Linked DNA regions of Homo sapiens: region 2 is linked to region 1. Evidence: read pairs that join two places in POLR2A ChIA-PET (ENCODE). Cell type or tissue: A673. All regions are shown on one strand. Region 1 has its middle 7.0 kb from the start of ANP32E. Region 2 overlaps SETDB1 (SET domain bifurcated histone lysine methyltransferase 1).

Region 1 (2,500 bases):
CTAATCACTACCTCTTGTTTTAGTTATCTTCTAGTTATCTATTATTGCTATTGTTTACTTATTAATAATTAATAAACAACCTTAAAAATGAGTAGTTTAAAACAACAACTATGCTTTATTTATTCAATATTCTTTTGCTGTTGTTGTTGTTTGTTTGAGACAGGGTCTTACTCTGTCACCCAGGCTGGAGTGCAGTGGGATGATCTTGGCTCATTGCAGCCTGGACCTCCATGGCTTAGTTGGTTCTCCTACCTCAGCCTCCCAAGTAACTGAGACTACAGGTATATGCCACGATGCCTGGCTAATTTTTTGTATTTTTTGTAGAGATGGATTTTTGCCATGTTGCCTACAGTGGTCTCAAACGCTTGTGCTCAAACGATCCGCCTGCCTCTGCCTCCCAAAGTGCTAGGATTACAGGTGTGAGCCACCACATCTGGCCTTACTCAAGATTCTTTTTTTTTTCTTTTTGAGATGGAGTTTCACTCGTGTTGCCCATGATGGAGTGCAGTGGTGCAGTCTCGGCTCACTGCAACCTCCGCCTCCCAGGTTCAAGCGATTCTCCTGCCTCAGCCTCCTGAGTAGCTGGGATTACAGGTGTGTGCCACCATGCCCGGCTAATTTTTGTATTTTTAGTAGAGACAGGGTTTCATCATCTTGATCAGGCTGGTCTCAAACTTCTGACCTCGTGATCTGGCCACCTTGGCCTCCCAGAGTGCTAGGATTATAGGTGTGAGCCATCACATCTGGCTGTACTCAAAATTCTTTAGGCCAGGCGTGATGGCTCACGCCTGTAATCCCAGCGCTTTGGGAAGCCGAGGCAGGTGGATCACCTGAGTTTGGGAGTTCGAGACCAGCCTGACCAACATGGAGAAACCCCCATCTCTACTAAAAAAAATACAAAATTAGCCAGGCATGGTTGTGCATGCCTGAAATCCCAGCTACTCAGGAGCCTGAGGCAGGAGAATCGCTTGAACTCAGGAGGCGGAGGTTGCGGTGAGCAAAGATCATGCCGTTGCACTCTAGCCTGGGCAACAAGAGCAAAATTCTGTCTCAAAAAAAAAAAAGAAAAAAAGAGAAAGATTCTTTAATTTGGCCAGAACATAGTGGAATAGCCTGTCTCTACTCCACATGGTGTTGGCTGGGCAGCTTGACAAAAGGCTGGAGGATCCAAGTCAACTTCACTTGCATGGCTGGGGCCTGCACTGGTTGGCTGGGACAGCTGGAGGATGTCTAGGCTCTCTCTCCCTTCATAATCTCTCATTTCCCAGGGCCTCTATCTACAATGAAAGATACATGGCCACTCTCTCCAATAGGGTAGTTAGACTTCTTTATATGAGAAATGGCTTCCCAAAGAGCAAAGCGGAAACTGCCAGGTCTCTTAAGGAATAGGCCCAGAACTGGCACAGTGTTATTTCCACTACATTCTATTGGTGAAAGCAAGTCATAAGACTAGCCCAGATTCAAGGGGAAAAGAAACAGACTCCACCTCCTGATGGGGGGAGTGTGGTGTGTGCACAGGGATGGGAGAAACTGTTGATGACTATTTTTCTACTTTTGCAGACAATTTACCACACCACTTAACCTCATAAAATTCAGTGTTTTTTGTTTTTGTTTTTGTTTTTTTTGTAAAAGTAACTCACTTTAGATCTATAGATAGAATATAAATATATAGACATATATCCCCTAACTCTAAGGTCCTGTACAAATATAAAAACCTACATTGCCTTAAAAGGTGTTGACCTGGAAGGTTCTCAAAACATATTAGCACAGTGGGCATCTAGAATTATTGGTGTTCTCTGGGTATTGATCATCTCTCCTAGTGCTAAGGAGAGCAGTAGTGACCCTGTTGGGTGGTTTTCTGGGACAGGATTTCTTAGTGGTATGAGTGGGAATGATTTCTGGTGGTTCCAAGTGAGTTTAAACTCTGGAGAAAATGCATTAGTTGCACTGGCCTACCTTTATCTTTAAACTGCAAATTAACTAGTTTGGAAAAGGGAAAGTGAAAAGGTTAAGAGAAGAGCAGAACAGCAGTCTGTAGCTATTCTTTTTTTTTTTTTTTTTTTTTTTAGACAGAGGCTTGCTCTGTCACTCAGGCTGAAGTACAATGGTGCAGTCTCAGCTCACTGCAATCTCTGCCTCCCAGGTTCAAGCATTTCTCCTGCCTCAGCCTCCTGAGTAGCTGGGATTACAGGCACGTGCCACCACACCCAGATAATTCCTGTAGTTTTACTAGAGACGGGGTTTCATCATGTTGGCCAGGGTGATCTCGATCTCCTGACCTCGTGATCCGCCCGCCTCGGCCTCCCACAGTGCTAGGATTACAGGCGTGAGCCACTGCACCTGGCTTGTAGTTATTCTTAACTCCTACTCCATCACCTATTCCCCAAGAAAGCATCAACCAAATTATTTCCTAATAGAAGTATGAATTTAAAGGCAGGGCGTGGTGGCTCACGCCTGTAATCCCAGCACTTTGGGAGGCCAAGGTGGGCAAACCACGAGG
Region 2 (2,500 bases), 720 kb before region 1:
CAGCCTATCCCCAGGTAGGGGGACGTTGGTTATATTCTGTTAGAGGGGGACGGTCGTATTTTCCTCCCTACCCGCCAAGTCATCCTTTCTACTGCTTTTGAGGCCCTCCCTCAGCTCTCTGTGGGTAGGGGTTACAATTCACATTCCTTATTCTGAGAATTTGGCCCCAGCTGTTTGCCTTTGACTCCCTGACCTCCAGAGCCAGGGTTGTGCCTTATTGTCCCATCTGTGGGCCTCATTCTGCCAAAGCTGGACCAAGGCTAACCTTTCTAAGCTCCCTAACTTGGGCCAGAAACCAAAGCTGAGCTTTTAACTTTCTCCCTCTATGACACAAATGAATTGAGGGTAGGAGGAGGGTGCACATAACCCTTACCCTACCTCTGCCAAAAAGTGGGGGCTGTACTGGGGACTGCTCGGATGATCTTTCTTAGTGCTACTTCTTTCAGCTGTCCCTGTAGCGACAGGTCTAAGATCTGACTGCCTCCTCCTTTCTCTGGCCTCTTCCCCCTTCCCTCTTCTCTTCAGCTAGGCTAGCTGGTTTGGAGTAGAATGGCAACTAATTCTAATTTTTATTTATTAAATATTTGGGGTTTTGGTTTTAAAGCCAGAATTACGGCTAGCACCTAGCATTTCAGCAGAGGGACCATTTTAGACCAAAATGTACTGTTAATGGGTTTTTTTTAAAAATTAAAAGATTAAATAAAAAATATTAAATAAAACATGGCAATAAGTGTCAGACTATTAGGAATTGAGAAGGGGGATCAACTAAATAAACGAAGAGAGTCTTTCTTATGCCTTCCTTGCAGTTATGTAATATTTTCTTTTTTAAATTTCACATGCATGTAATTTGAGCACTTTGAGGGGCCAAGGAGGGTGGATCACTAGAGGTCAGGAGTTTGAGACCAGCCTGGCCAACATGGCGAAACCCCATCTCTACTAAAAATACATCTAGCTGGGTGTGGTGGCGGGCGACTGTAATCTCAGCTACTTAGGAGGCTGAGGCAGGAGAATCACCTGAACCCGGGAGGCGGAGGCTGCAGTGAGTCGAGATTGCACCATTGCACTCCAGCCTGGGTGACAGAGCGAGAACTCCATCTAAAAAAATTCACATGCAAGAAGCAAAGGTAGACAAGGTAGAAGATGAATGACAGCAGCCCACAGGGGAGGATGGGGATAATACCTCACTGAAAGATCCAGAATTGGGAGTATCGGGCTGAGAGAGAGAAACAAAACCACAATCTTAGTTTTATCATATTGTTAAAAGACTTTCAAGAAATAATACAAACTGGAGATAGTAGATACACAGGCTCCATTCTAAGAACAAAGTCTGTTAGAAGCAGGAACACTTGGACAAATATGGGATGGGAGGGATGTCAGGCCGAGGTTAGAGTGGTGATCTCTCCCCACCCTTTAGGGCCTTTGGAGGTGGAGAAGGGATCCTGCCTGCTAGCACCACATTGGAAGGGATCATCTGGTCCAGAACCCCCATTTCTATCAACTAGGAGCTGGGGGGAGTAGCTAGCCCAGAGACTTCGGGTCAGGGTTCAACAATCAGGAAGACCCAGTTCCTGAGGAAACGACAGTTCAAGAAGGGTTGGGAAGAAGGCTGTCCTCTAAAGAAGACGTCCTCTGCATTCAATGGCCCCACAGCAACAGAGTAGCTCCTTGCCTTCCACACTGCCCACCTCGTAGTTGTAGTCCCAAGTAAGTTCTGTCCCAGCCCGGATTCTTCTGAAGAGGAAGAAAAGGATGGTGTGTGGCAAAGACAGCAGATAACCCAGGCACTTGGGGTTACTGAATATGTAGGTGGAGTTGGATCATGAATGGAGGAGGGGCCCTTAGAACTTCAGTGGTCCTTGCCCCTCCCCAGTCATCCCCTTTCCTGACTCCTTACTTGCTGGCAAAGAAGGCCACCCAGGGGAAGCGAAGATCATGGGTATCCACGAAGACATTCTGGACAAACAGGTTGGGGCTGCAACTGTGCTGTAGGTTTAAGGACAGGATCAAATAAGAACCAGGGAAACTGAACCTGGCTTTGCAGGGAGAGTGAGAGTTGGAAGAAAAATGATGCCATCTGACCCTCCCCATTATAATAGATGCTTTGAAAGAAAGCTACCTCTTTAAGATCCTTTGAGATCAAGAGTTTATAACAAGAAAAGGGCTTATAGAGTATGTTAAAAGAAATCTGAGGACCATGGGATAATCCAGCATCTAGAGGTGGGGAGAGGGGTCTCACGTTGAGGTAGCGGCCCAGGTTGCCTTCAAGCTTGGCATCAATGATGTAGCAAGACTCCTCGCCATCATAGAATTGGCGTGTGTTCTTACGAACAGGTGCGCTCTCCCCCTTGTCCACAGAGGCCATGTTGGTTGATTTAATTGCAATCCCATGGGTTGATTTAAGAGCAAAGCCTCGGGTTGATTTTACTGCCACTTGACGCTTCATTGGACCTGGACAGGAGGGAGAATGGGGTCAGGACCCATCCCAACTCATGAACAGACA

The links. ChIA-PET counts read pairs that join two places held together with the same protein. Peaks named below come from ENCODE experiments on the same cell type or tissue, not always from the same donor. Only the 100,000 strongest peaks of a DNase experiment are listed, where the experiment ranks them.
Region 2: POLR2A ChIA-PET joins it to region 1 with 5 read pairs; 3 of 35 experiments call an interaction of 5 or more read pairs at or near these places.

What each region holds. Positions count from the first base shown.
Region 1 is chr1:150,241,890-150,244,389 of GRCh38, reverse strand. No RefSeq gene overlaps it. Among named protein-coding and RNA genes, the nearest start is that of ANP32E, 7.0 kb to the right of the region's middle. In A673, no CTCF peak of the experiment used is centred here; no DNase peak of the experiment used is centred here.
Region 2 is chr1:150,963,478-150,965,977 of GRCh38, reverse strand. SETDB1 (SET domain bifurcated histone lysine methyltransferase 1) reads right to left here. Exons shown (of 22, transcript NM_001366418.1): 20 at 2,237-2,448; 21 at 1,895-1,983; 22 at 1,241-1,731. The coding sequence ends at 1,614. CERS2 (ceramide synthase 2) reads left to right here. Exons shown (of 11, transcript NM_022075.5): 11 at 1-792. Among named protein-coding and RNA genes, the nearest start is that of CERS2, 10 kb to the left of the region's middle. RefSeq lists cis regulatory regions at 489, 1,125 and enhancers at 416-560, 1,053-1,197. In A673, no CTCF peak of the experiment used is centred here; no DNase peak of the experiment used is centred here; H3K27ac peaks cover 288 bases.